2 separate regions of the Homo sapiens genome follow, and region 1 is linked to region 2. A link is an interaction called in ENCODE POLR2A ChIA-PET data of the cell type or tissue named here. Cell type or tissue: CD4-positive, alpha-beta T cell. All regions are shown on one strand. Links, peaks and the distances in the headings refer to the core of each region. The heading gives the core; the rest is flanking DNA.

Region 1 (5,946 bases), core at 1,887-5,886, 1.2 Mb before region 2:
GAGCCACCACCCCCAGCCTCCTATAGATTATATTCTTAGAATTAATAATAGTTGGCTGGGTGCGGTGGCACATGCCTGTAATCTCAGCACTTTGGGAGGCTGAGGCGGGTGGATTGATTGAGCTCAGTAGTTTGAGACCAGCCTTGGCAAGATGATGAGACTCTGTTTCTCTAAATACAAAAATTAGCTAGGCCTGATGGTGGGTGCCTGTAGTCACAGCTACTCGGGAAGCTGAGGTGGGAGGATTCCTTGAGCCCAGGAGGTCAAGACTGCAGTGAGCTGAGTTTGCAGTTCATTGTACTCCAGACTGGGCGACAGAGTAAGACTGTCTCAAAGAAGAAAAATTTAAAACGAAAGAATTAATAATAGTAAAAATAAAATATCTGAACTAATGAATAAATAGATCTATTCTCTTAGTTATTGGAAAAAACCCTTTGTTAGGAAGATAGTTTTCTCAGATTTTAGGATTGAAGGCATTCCAGTAGTCCTTGAGGTTCTTTAGAAACTTTCTGTTTTCAGACAACCCTAATAAAACTTAAAACTTTTGCCCGTCAAAAGACCAAAATATATTTTTTTGTTTCTGGCTTAGGTTTTATTAATCAAGTCCTGGTTCTCTCATCTAATTATTAATTTTTCTCTCATCTAATTATGATTTCTGTTTGGCAGTTGGGTGTATAATTAAAAATGGAAAAATTATTCAATAAATTCAGTTGCAAATTCTTTCAAAATGAGGGTTCGGCTGGGCGTGGTGGCTCACGCCTGTAATCCTAGCACTTTAGGAGGCCGAGATGGGCAGATCACCTGAGGTCGGGAGTTTGAGACCAGTCTGGTCAACATAGTGAAACCCCATCTCTACTAAAAATACAAAAAAAAGAAAAAAAAATTAGCCGGGTATGGCGGTGTCTGTCTGTAGTCCCAGCTTCTCAGGAGGCTGAAACAGGAGAATCGCTTGAACCCGGGAGGCAGAGCTGCACTCCAGCCTGGGTGACAGAGCAAGACTCCGTGTCAAAAAAAAAAAAAAAAAAAAAAGAAGAGGGGCTCTATGGGGTAACAGATATTCTTCTTGGTGAGAATAAGTGAGAATAGATTAGGAAATATTGCTTTAGGGGAGGGTGAAAATATGGGGTTGGTTACAATTGTTCAGGAAAAGTAGCAGGGAGAGGTAGTGAGAGCCAATGAAAATAAATTTATGTTTAAAAAAGAGTTGCTAATGAGGACTTGCCAAGAAGAGCCAACATTCAGTTCTAGAAGCTAAAGCAAAATACAGGATGAGTGAAGAAAAACTGGTAGTGATATTTTGTTTGTCCTAGAGCCATTCTATGTTCTAACATGTAAATGTTACGTATTTCTGTAATCCACATTGCCTGTAATAGTTACCTGTATACCTGACAAATCTATTCTTTATGTTTTTCCTTTACATATATAGTTCTTTCCCCAGGACTCAGCAACAAATATCTCTTACTCTCTTTCTAGTGCTGGCACCTAAGATGTAAATTGTAAGCCAAAGTTCATAAGCATCACTTTGGTAACTTCTTAAAAGACTGTTGAAAAGATGGTAGGAGGTGTGAACCTATGGATTATGTTGAAAAAGAAAAAGATGGTAGAAGGGCAGAATTATACTAAAAAAACCTTACTAAAAGTTCTGTAAAGGACTGGTCTTCCGTAGAACAATTCTAAAATTCCAACACTGCTGTTTTGTGGATCTATTATTTTAAGGCATATAAAATGTTTAAATCCAAGGTTAATTTTCTCTGTGAAGCCTTCTTTTAACCTTTACTTGGGATTAGTCCTTACATTTTTCCTTCCTTCCTTCCTTCTTTTCTTCTCTTTTTTCTTCCTTTTCCCTCCCTCCCTCCCTCCCTCCCTCCCTTCCTCCCTTCCTTCCTCCCCTTTCCCTTTCTTTTTTTCTTCTCTCCACAGGGTTTTGCCCTGTTGCCCAGGCTGGTCCCGAACTCCTGAGCTCAAGGCATTCCCCTGCCTTGGCCCCCCTGAAGTGCTGACATTAAAGGCAGAAGCCACCGTGCAGCCCCAAATCCTTATATTTTCTTGTAATCTTCCTCCACCCTCCTATCCTCCCAGCACTGAAACTGTCCGTGACACCAGTGGCTCTTAAAGTGTGGTGCATAGACCAGCAGCATCGGCATCACCTGGGATTTGAGGAAATGCACATTTTGGGCCCCATTACAGACCAACTGAATCAGAAACTCTGGGGGCTGAGGTGCCCTACAGTCTGTGTTTTAATAAGCCCTCCAAATAATTTTAATATCCAATAAAGTTTGAGAACCATTGCCCTATACTATAGTTGCCAACATTGTTCCCCAATAATGGACCATGGCCACTACAGTTTTTTTTTTAATTGAGGCGATTGGCAAATAAATTGTATATATTTAAGGTGTACAACATGGTGTTTTGATCCAAGTATACCTTGTGTAATGATTTCCACAATTGAACTAATTAACAAATCTATTATCTGACACAGTTATCTTTTTTTGTGTGTGTGGTGAGAATACTTAAGATCTATTCCCTTAGCAAATTTCAAGTATGTAATACATTATTATTAACTATAGTTACCATGCAGTACATTAGGTCTCTAGAACTTATTCATCTTAAACTGAATATTTATACCTTTTCACCAACATCTATCTCCCTATTTCCCCCAATACACTACAGTTCTTAATTAAGTAGTAACATAGTAGATACTTGATTATTTGACTTGAGAACAGGTGTATTTTTTCAGGTGCTGCAGCAACTATATGATATCATCTATCTTGTGAAGAGCATGGGGGAAAAAGAGACTAAAATATTTAGGTTTTTTTGAGCCTGTTTTATACTGCAGCTACTTGGAAAGGCAGAGCAAAAAGGCCTGTAAAGTATGGACCAACCACAGGATAGATAAAGATGTGGAACTAATGGGATATGTTTTGGTGCATATTTTGGTGCATATCTAGGACATGAGTAACAGGCCTTAGCAATTTTTTCCCTCGTAGTTCATACTATGAGTGTAAGGGTTTAAACCTTAAAACCTGATTTTAGGGGATAAACTTTAAAGCTGGAAATTCTTTACTATTCCAGAAATATAACTGAAATTGCCATTTTTTTTTTTTGAGACAGGGTCGCACTGTGTTGCCCAGCAGTGGCACAATCTCGGCTCACTGCAGCCTCAACCTTCTGAGCTCCATCAATCCTCCCACCTCAGTCTCTTGTGTAGCTGGGACCACAGGCACTTGCCACCATACCTGGCTAATTTAACATTTTTTTTTTAGAGATGGGGTCTTGCCATGTTGCCCAGGCTGGTCTTGAACTCCTGGGCTCAAGGAATACTCATGCCTTGGCCTCCCAAAGTGCTGCGATTATGGGCATGAGCCACTGTGCCTGGCCTTGAATTACCTTAATAGAACTCATTATTTTATTTTATTTTGAGACAGGGTCTTGCTCTGTCCTTGAGGCTGCTGGAGTGCAGTGGCGTTAACACAGTTCACTGCAGCCTTGACCTCCTGGGTTCAAGTGATCCTCCTTCCTCAGCCTCCTGAGTAGGTGGGGCCATAGGTACCTGCTACCATGCTTAGCTAATAGAACTTTTTAGAGAAGAGAACCTGGTTACCAAAGTTTTTGAAAGGTTGATTTATTCTGATAGAAATATTTAGCCCAGGTTTGGTGGCAGTGGCTCACGCCTGTAATTCCAACACTTAGGGAAGCAGAGGTGGGAGGATAACTTGTGCCCAGGAGTTTGAAACCTGCCTGGATAACATAGTGAGACCTTGTGGTATTCTCCACAAGAAGTAAAGAAAAAAAGACAAAAAAGAGAGAAATATTTAGCCCAGACTACTGAGTCTTTTTTTATCCCATTGATAAGATATAGATTCTCCACATTCAGCAATCTTGCTTTTAGGTACAGGATGACTACATAGTCAAGATCATACCTATCTTCAAGTGTCCTATAGCTTAACAATAATAAAGTGGAATGAAAGGTTATTCGGAGACATGAGACTCCTGTTATGGGAACATGGGGGAATAGTTTAGGCTTTGGGAAATCTAGGAAGGCTTTGAGGCAATTACTTTTAAACTCTACTGAAAAAAAAATGCATGTGCTTTTATTTTTTTTCCCATAAGTTTATTTGGTGTTTCTCAAAGCTTTGACCAAATGTTATGTTAGAAGCCACAAAGTGATGTTTTAACTTCTATTATGCTTTCTTTCGAAGGCCTCAGAATTTCTTAAAGATTTGAGTAGCTCTGGCACCCATATTTTGAATGACACAGTTGCCTAATAAATGATGTTTTTTTCTCTTAAGACTAGGGTGGCCAACCTGATTAGTCTGGTTGTCCCAGTATCATTATTTTTATTTTTACTTTTTTAAAGATGGAGTCTTGCTCTGTCACCCAGGCTGGAGTGCAGTAGTGTGATCTTGGCTCACTGCAACCTCTGCCTCCCGGGTTCAAGCAGTTCTCCTGCCTCAGCCTCCCGAGTAGCTGGGATTACAGGCACATACCACCACACCTGGCCAATTTCTTAATTTTTTGTAGAGACAGGGTTTTGCCGTGTTGGCCAGGCTGGTCTCTAACTCCTGATCTCAGGTGATCCACCCTCCTTGGCCTCCCAAAGTACTGGGATTACAGCCAGGATAATTATTGATAGTGAGCCCTTTCATACTCAAAAATATCCTTGTTTGGAAAAACAAAATCATTGTGGTCACGTCAAATAAGACTGTATGGCCTTTTAAGGGAAGATTCTCTATATGTAAAATATGATAAAGAAAGACATTTGATGGGCTGGGCACGGTGGCTCACGCCTGTAATCCCAGCCCTTTGGGAGGCTGAGGTGGGTGGATCACAAGGTCAGGAGTTCGAGCCCAGCCTGACTAACATGGTGAAACCCCGTCTCTACTAAAAATACAAAAATTAGCCAGGCGTGGTGACGCACGCTTGTGATCCCAGCTACTTGGGAGGCTGAGGCACAAGAATCGCTTCAACCCGGGAGGTGGAGGTTGCAGTGAGCCGAGATTGCACCATTGCACTCCAGCCTGGGCGACAGAGTGACACTCCATCTCAAAAAAAAAAAAAAAAAAAGAAAGACATTTGATGATATTGGGTCATTATTCTTAGGGAACTTTTTTTTTGTTTTTATAATGTGGTGTCGATATACCAAAGGATAATTTTAAAAATTGAAAATATGTGTAAGGCCTTAGTCAGGAGATGAAAGTAGGCCAGGTACAGTGGCTTGCGCCTGTAATCCCAGCACTTTTGGAGACCAAAGAGGGTAGATTGCTTGACCCCACCAGCCTGTGCAACATAGTGAAACCCTGTCTCTACAAAAAATTAGCCAGGTGTGGTGGGGTGTGCCTGTAGTTCCAGCTACTCTGGAGGCTGAAGTGGAAGAATTACTTGAGCCCAGGAGTTGGAGGTTGAAGTGAGCCGAGATTGCCCCATTGCACTCTAGCCTAGGTGACAGGTAAAGACTTGTCTCAAAAAAAAAAAAAAAAAAAAAAAAGATAAAGTAAGAAGATTATTCTAGAAAATAAGTAAGGATTAGCCTCCTAAGGGCATAAAATATTCAGTTGTCTATAACTTCCTTTAATTGTAAATCTAAATACACCTGAAATAATCACTAAACTAAGCAAAAAAAACCATATCGTTATTTTGAAAGGCTTAGCTAGCTGCAATAAAAAAAACAATTATGACTTCAGAGATTTTGGCCTGTCATAAATTGGGTCTTTTAAACATTAAGTTTAAGCATCAAGTATTTCAATATCTACTAGATGCACAGCAGCAGACTAGTGGTGTAACAAGTACAAAGCAACACATGATTCGGACTTCTCTCGTGAGGGTTTGTGGTATGGTTGAGGTTGGAGAAAATTGTCTATATTTAACTGCCATGATAGAAATCACTAAAGAAGATAGGGAAGGTTTAAATGAGGTGAGGAATAAGAGTTGGATTAAAAAAAAAAGCTA
Region 2 (8,204 bases), core at 2,213-6,212:
GTCTGAGCTTTCCTCTACTCAGTGGAACATCTGTTCTCCCCTTGGCCTTCAGGAAGAGGGGCATCTGAGGGTTCCAGTCATAAGGCTCTCTCCTTCCCAAGATACCAGCACAAAAGGGAAGATGGTCAGATGGTATCAAAAAGGACCAAGTTAAACATCAGGAAAAGTTATCTCCCAGGACAGCCTATACATGTCTCCCAGAAACACACTGGGGTGTCCTACTGTGGGTGCTTTTGGGAAAGAGCTGGTCAGGGATTCCAGAAGACCCACCAGCTTGAGAGGCAGGATCCAGAGCTGGAGCTAACCAGGGAGCCAGAAGCAAGACAAGGTGGAAGGAAAACACTCCCATCCCTCTGTGCTGAGGTGCCACCGGCTGCCCACTTCCCTCAGCCCAGGGACAGATGTTTCTCCTGCTTTATTCCCTGGAGCCCCCCATAGCTAAAGGGCAGCAGAAGGCCGAGGCAAAAAGACAGGCTGTTCCACGTCCCCTCTATTCCCTCACCTCTCACACATCATTACCACCTTTGTGTCCTCTAGCCAAGAAATGCCAGAAACTCTGGCTTTCAGTGAGGAGAGACCTCAACATTTCATCAATAACATGAGCTGTTCAGGAAATGATGGGAACCCAGTCTTCCCTCTTACCACCCCTGTGATCTTCAAGGAGTCCTTATCCCTCACAGAGGCTCTGCTCTTGTGCGAAGGAGTATTCAGCCATGGGAATCAGTGTGTTCTTCTGTAGCCCAGCCTCTGCACCCACTTCTTTCTTTTCTTTTTTCTTTTTTTTTTTTTTTTTTTGATGAAGTTTTGCTCTTGTCGCCCAGGCTGCAGTGCAAAGACGCAGTCTCGGCTCACTGCAACCTCCACCACCTCCCAGGTTTAAGCAATTCTCCTGCCTCAGCTTCCCAAGTAGCTGAGATTACAGGCACGCCCGGCTAATTCTGTATTTTCAGTAGAGATGGGGTTTCACTATGTTGGCCAGGCTGGTCTAGAACTCCTGACCTCAGATGATCCAGTCAAAATAAGTCTCATGAAGTTGTTCTCATTCCTAGAAATAGAGAGTAGAATGGTGGTTACCAGAGCCTGGAGAAGGAAGTGGGGAAGGGGACATAGGGAGGGATTGGTCAGTGGATACAAAGGTACGTTTAGAAGGAATAAGTTCTAGTGTTCTATGGCACCATAGGGTGACCTCAGGTAACAATATTGTATTGTAGATTTCAAAATAGCTAGAATAGAGAATTTTGAATGTTTTCACCACAAAGAAATGATAAAGGCATAAGGTAATTATAAATTTAGAAAGGGAGATTTCTTTTTTTTTTTTTTTCTAAGACAGGGTCTCACTTTGTCACCCAGGCTGGAATGCAGTGGTATGATCTTGGCTCACTGCAACCTCAGCCTCCCTGGTTCAAGTGATCCTCCAGCCTCAGCTTCCCAAGTAGCTGGGACTACAGGCACATGCTGCCATACCAGCTAATTTTGGGGTTTTTTTGTCTGTTTTTGTTTTTTTGTAGAAACGGGGCTTCACCATGTGGCCCAGGCTAGTTTCGAACTCCTGAGCTCAAGTGATCCATCCACCTTGGCCTCCCAAAGTGCTAGGATTACAGGCGTGAGCCACCGCCCCCAGCAGGAGGCTTTATTTCTTAAAAACTGTTACAGCATGTAAGGTGGCCATTCTAACAGGCTGGGAAGCATAGGCTCCAGCCAAAGCCCAAAAGGCAGGCACTTCGAGGGAGAGGCAGGTGGAACAGGGATTTATGTGCTAAGCAGGTTGGCCAGGTGTACACATTCAGTAGGTTACGGGAGGAGCTAGGAATATTCCTGAAGGTGGTCCTAACATGTAGGTGCTAAATAAACATATATGTAGCATATGACCCATGTTCACCTTGGGGTGCAAACTTAACATTTACGTGCATTACAATTTAGACCCTTACATCAAAAGGTGAAGCAGAGACACAAAGGCATTCAAGTGTGCAGCCTCTGTAAACTGGCCAGAAGCAGCCCCTGGGCAGTGGTCTTCTTATCAGGAGAAAGTTACTGAAATCAATCATTTGGCCAATCAAAGCTGTAGTTATGGCTTGTGGAACAGGGGAGTCAGCCAGTAAGTGTCTGGTGGTGGAGGAGCTACAACTGTTTTGCTATTGCTTATCTCGAAGCCAGAGCTTGTTTAGCTGCTAGAGAAAAAGGAAAACCTTGTGGCAGTTAGAACATAGTTTATTCTTTAAGTGTAGGAATGTGTGACTTAACCTTTGCCTGGCATGGCCTTAAGTCCTGTTCATAATTTGATATATTATTGCCACAAAGAGTCTATTCTGTCAATCTCATGACCTCTATTTTAACATTAATGCTGGTCAATTGTTGTGTCTAAACCATAGAAGAGAGGAGGTACAATAAAGTGTGTCTGACCTTCTATTCCATCTTCTAGATTGTTCTGGATCCCTGAGCACAGTGATTGCCATGGCTGCACCGGTAGCCAGAGGTCCATGTCAGTCATGAAAGCAGCCATCATGGCTGAGGACTCCGTTTTTAAGGTTTCTCAGTGGGTGGGGGGCGTGGGATTTCATCTTTAGTTTACAATATGCTAAATATCTTGATTTACTTATTACACAAGTGTATACATGTATTAAAACATCACAGTGTACCCCACAAATATGTACAATTATTATGTATCAATTAAAATAATAGGCCAGGTGCAGTGGCTCATGCCTGTAATCCCAGCACTTTGGAAGGCCAAGGCAGGAGGATTGCTTAAGACTAAGAGTTTGAAATCAGCCTGGCCAACATAGCGAGACCCTGCCTCTATTTAGGTTTTTTTAATTAAAATAATAAAACAAAATAAATGTCATACTCCCTGCATTCACCACTATCACCCAGTTACAGACAGAGGATCCATACAAATTACAGGTCACTCCAAGCAGGGGCTCACCATTTGAAGGGAAAAGAGTACATGTGGCCAAAGGCAAGACAGCCTGAAAGAAAAACCAAAGAAGGCAAAAATGCTCTCTACAGTACCATGAGTAACTAAGGTCACTCCTCCACCTATGAAGAAGCAAGTCAGGGGCCAGAGAGGACGGCAGGAAGTGTTTCTACACTTGTTTCTCTCTGGGAGTGGAATAAAAAATCCCTTCACCTTGTGGAAAGCCTAAGGATCAGGGTAATTACTAGTGCTCCCACCTCCACTGGGTACAGACCATAAGGATGTTGTGGGCCACTTGAGAACTTGGGGGCTCATCCTCAGTGACAAGACCAGGTTTGAGTTTTTAAAAGATCACTCTAGCTGTGGTATGGAAAATAGGTAATAGAGGCACCAAAAAGAGACACAGAGACCACAAACCAGTCCATCAGTCAGGGCACTTAGTTGCAAACGACAGATTCCACTCTGATCATCTTAAGCAGAGACTAATTATTCAAAGAAGATTTCACAGTGCACAGCGTCTCCAAGGGGAACAGGTTTACCAGCCGTGTGGCCAGGGTGACACTCAGCACCCGCAAGGGCAGCTCCAGTGTCAACTCCACGGCACTGGCAGCACAGTTCACACAGCACTGCCCAGTGCCTACAGCTGGCTCTCGGGACGACAGGCCTGGGCTCTGCCAGATGCCTTCCCTACAAGCTCATTAGATGGTGAATTCTGCATCCTCCTCTGTAGAATCTGGAAAAGCAATTTACCTTGGGGAATGAAGACCAGTGAGGCATAAAACTTCCCAAACATTGAAAGGGTGTTCCAAAGGCACTGGACAGACAGAAAAAAAGACAAATGTCCCCCAGAGATGCCACTGCTGCAACCAGGATCCAGGTGGCCAAGACACTCTCTACTGAAAAGATAGAGAGATACGGTGCAGTGATCTGGAGCAGGCAGAACTTGGAGATGATTAGAATCTGAACAGGAAGCATGGAAAGACAGTCAAACCAGAATGAATAGTAATAAGAATAGGTAACATCACATACATGCTAGGTACCAAAGACTATACTAACCTCTTAACCTGTAACTGTCTTATTTAATCCCCATAAAAACTCTACGAGGTACAGATCTCAATTTTATGGGACCTAAAGCTCATACAATTTAAGACAGCTCTATTTAATAAAAAATATCCATGGCTACTTCAACACCCCCCAGAAGAAGAGGAAATGTGACAGAGAGGAAGCAAGAGTGAAAAAGACAGACATTACAACAGCCTGCAGTTAACACATCACTTCTGCAATTTATATAAGGACATTTGACCACAGGAACACAATTGCTAAGGCTCTTTCCACACCTTTATGAGGAACCCATACAAATGAAGAGCCCCAAAAGCTTAAGCTTGACAGTAGGTCCACCTGTAGGTCAACTCTATTGTTATGCCAATTTCAACCAGTTGAGGAAACCGAGGCACAGAGACATTAAACAACTTTCCCTAGGTAACACAGCTAGGAAATAACAGACTTGAGTTTCCAGCTCTAGAGCCCATGCTTTCAATTCTCCCTCCAAAAACGTGAGTTTAGAGAAAGTAGAAAGATGAGGGCAGCCAAGGAGCTAAGGAGCATAAACAGAGGCAAGAAAATGAGATCAGTGACACACGGTGTGGGGGGCGGGGACAGGAGAGCCTCCTCTGCTGGAAGCCACTTCCTCTCATCTGGACTGGGTATGCAAATCTTGAGAAAGAAAATGCAATTTTTCCCGTCTCATAAGCAGAGAAGATTCCAGAAGCCACTTGCTGTTGCCTGGCAGGGCACAAGGTCACCCTTCTTATCCTGCCTCAGGGTTACATCGGCTTTCTCGCTCTGCGCCACCAAATCCACAGGCACCTTCATCAGGTCACCACCCCGTAGAGCACCACACTGGTCCATTCTATTGATGAAACTACACTGACAGCATCTGGAGAGAGGAAAATGGCAGGTACCCTTGATGTACATTTATAACTAGGAGATAAATTTAGGGGCCTGGCCTCTCTGTGAAGGTTTTCTGGGGATATCAGGGTATCTCCTCAAATGTTACGGACAAGTTGCCTCACCTTTTGCTCCCTACAGTAAGAAAAGACCTCTTGTAGTTATCTGGATTTGGGAAGCGACATATAGTCCTTTTGGGTTGGCTGCTTCAACCCACTTATCGGATGTCCTAAAAGCCAGAGGAAGCAAATGCTCTCCCAGTGGCCCACGCTGCAGTTCCGCCACTGGGCCTCCCAACTGCCCAGCAGACTGTAAGAGGCTCAGTGTCAGTGGCACTGGAGCCTGCGGTAAATCCAAGAGGTGAATCACAGATTTGGGAGCCAAACCTTGCCCTTTGGGGCAAACAATCAAGATCCTTTTGTGAAACTGCTCTTGGGCTGCTTGTAGGCAACAGTATACACTGAACAGCTGACCACTGGACACCAGGTGACTATGGAACAGTATTGCACACCATGAATTGGGTGTAATTTGACCCACTCACCCTAAAGTTAAGTATCCCCAATAGCACTTAATAGACAAGTGAAATTGGTAAAATCAGATGGGGCCCAAGCACAGCCTGAAAACAAAAGGAGGTTGCATATACCTCATTCTCCAGCAAATCAATCTTTTTGGGGGGTATGGGGATGTGGGAGCAGGAGCTTGCTCTGTCGCCCAGGCTGGAGTGCAGTGGTAAAATCAAGGCTCATTGCAGCTTCGAACTCCTAGGCTCAAGTGATCCTCCCGCCTCAGCCACCCAAATAGCTAGGACCACAGGCACATGCCATGACCTCCAACTAATTTTTTATTTTTACTTTTGTAAAGATGAGGGCTCGCTATGTTACTCAGGCTGGTCTTGCACTCCTAGCCTCAAGTGATCCTCCCACCTTGGCCTTCCAAAATTGCTAGGATTACAGGTGTGGACCACTGAGCTTGGCCCCAGTTCATTCTTAATAGGCCTACAAATAGAAGGGTCATAATGGCAGGAAAGGAGGCCATCCATGAACTTAACAGGGTCTTCCCCCCAAGCTCTAAGTGGATAGAGCTTGTGGGGGACAAAGCTCTATCCACTTCTACAGAAGCCATTAGGCCCAAATTTGTGGATTCTCTAAACTCTGACAGCCGAGACACAGCCCTGTGATCTTAGCTAGTCCTAGCAGATGCAACTGCCTAAGACTTTGAATCAGGTGCAAGTGATTCAAAGAAGTAAAGTTTACAATTCATTTTGGTGATGACCACAGTGGCATCCAGGCCCACCAGCAGCAGCCTCAGCACCTGCACGGTGCCAGAGGAGTCACGGGCAACAGTGCCAGCAGTGCCTGCAGCATCCTAGCCAACCACCCCTGTGCTATGACCTGGCCTGTGGTTCTGGCCTCTCAGCTTCTTTTGGTACCTGATCATTGCCTAAGCCTGGTTTTCCAAGATTCCTCTCAACTCCTTGAGCTACCAGAGTCAGGTTTTCTCTAACCCAGAATTGTTCACCTGCTTCTTTCCTCCTCTTTCATGGCCCCTATGGCCCATCTGATCCTTTCTGAGTTATCCCCCTCATAGCTCACACCAGGATTTCCTCTTTTCCAAAAACTCTCTTCCCCAAATCCCACACACACTTCTCCCCTTCCTCTCTTCAGCATTAACACATTTTAAACTTTCCAGCAACTTTAGGGGGATTTTTTTAACAAAGTCTCAAACTTTTAAGACATCTAAAAACTGCTCTGAAAGTCATCATCAAAGTTCATAAGAAGGCAAATGATAGTAGTAGCAATTATAGTATAATCGAAATAGATTAGTGAACACTATTACCTACATGCACTGTGCTAAGCAGCTTTCATATATTCATTTACTTATCGATTCAGCAAATATTTCCTGAATACCTACTATGTGCCAGGCACTAGGGATACACTGGTAAACAAGACAGGCAGTTTCTTCCCTTCCCCCTTTATGGTACATCTCATTTTAATGAAAGGAGAGAAGCCACAAACAAACAAGTTAATTTATATGTCAAGTGATGATGTGGTATAGAATGGCTGAGGAAGGCTGTGTTTAATCCTCACAGCAACCCTGTGATACATAGAAACGATTATTGTCATGACTTTACAGATGCAGAATTTAAGGCACAAAGATGTAAAGAAAACTCCCACTATTTCAGATGGTAAGTGATGATCAGGATTTGATCTTGGACTTGCCAACCACCAGAGGCAAGCTCCAAACCACCCTGTCATAGTGCTATCTACAACCCAGCCTTCTGGTCAGCCTTCCTTAGCCAGCTCCTTATCCTCTACTCCTAGACTTTCCACTAAAAGAAAGAAATCTATTCTCTTCTTTGATGTCCCCTACTCCCAAGGACAGACATGGGCTTTTTGCTCCCTGGTATTCATAGTGTACTTCCAGTCCAAATATGTCCCACCCAGTCCTTGGTAAACTGAGGAAAAGTGAGTTTGTGTCTTCATTGGATCCTTTCTGCATCATAAGAATATTAAGTATCTATACCTTCCCCATTCTTCTCTTCCTTGCCACACTGTCTTCCACAATGGTTGAACTAATTTACACTCCCATCAGCAGTATACAAGTGTTCCTTTTTCTCCACAACCTCATTAGCATCTGTTTTGTTTTTGTTTTTTGCTTTTTAGTAATAGCCATTCTGACTGGTGTGAGGTGGTATCTCATTATGGTTTTGATTTGCGTTTCCCTAATGATCAGCGATGTTGAGCTTTTTTTCATAAGCTTGTTGACTGCATGTATGTCTTCTTTTGAAAAGTGTCTATTCATGTCTTTTGCCCACTTTTTAGTAGGATTGTTTGGTTTTTTTTCTTATAAATTTAAGTTCTTTTTTTTTTTGAGATGGAGTCTCACTCTGTTGCCCAGGCTGGAGTGCAGTGGTGCAATCTCGGCTCACTGCAAGCTCCGCCTCCCGGGTTCTCACCATTCTCCTGCCTCAGCCTCCCGAAGTTCTTTATATATGTTGGATATTAGACCTTTGTCAGATGCATAGTTTGCAAAAGTTAAGAAAATCAGTGTTATTTTAAAGGTCTCAGCACAGGCCGAGAATCCAGCCGGAAGTAGCGGGTGGTGCTGCGCCGCAGAAGGGCAAGGTGAAGGCGAAGCGGGCTCGGAAGACTAGGGCTCCTCAGGTAGTAGAATGCAGCGGCCGGCAGATGGCGTCACAGCGGCGGAGGCCATGGCCCTGCGCAAGCGCATTCGGCGATGCCAGGGAGGGCGAAGAAACCCAGCAGCGGGAAGCCGCCTACCGGTGGGCTAGTGCGGCGGGGGAAGGGAATCGGCCTGCATCCGAGACTCCGCCGCTGTGGCGTGG

Evidence for each region. ChIA-PET counts read pairs that join two places held together with the same protein. Peaks named below come from ENCODE experiments on the same cell type or tissue, not always from the same donor. Only the 100,000 strongest peaks of a DNase experiment are listed, where the experiment ranks them.
Region 1: POLR2A ChIA-PET joins it to region 2 with 6 read pairs; 3 of 35 experiments call an interaction of 5 or more read pairs at or near these places.

Annotation. Positions count from the first base shown.
Region 1 is chr12:54,476,712-54,482,657 of GRCh38, forward strand. No RefSeq gene overlaps it. Among named protein-coding and RNA genes, the nearest start is that of GTSF1, 6.1 kb to the left of the region's middle. In CD4-positive, alpha-beta T cell, for the core only: no CTCF peak of the experiment used is centred there; no DNase peak of the experiment used is centred there.
Region 2 is chr12:55,638,272-55,646,475 of GRCh38, forward strand. It overlaps the pseudogene OR10AE3P. Among named protein-coding and RNA genes, the nearest start is that of OR10P1, 5.5 kb to the left of the region's middle. RefSeq lists an enhancer at 7,906-8,204. In CD4-positive, alpha-beta T cell, for the core only: no CTCF peak of the experiment used is centred there; DNase peaks (open chromatin) are centred at 4,200 and 4,580.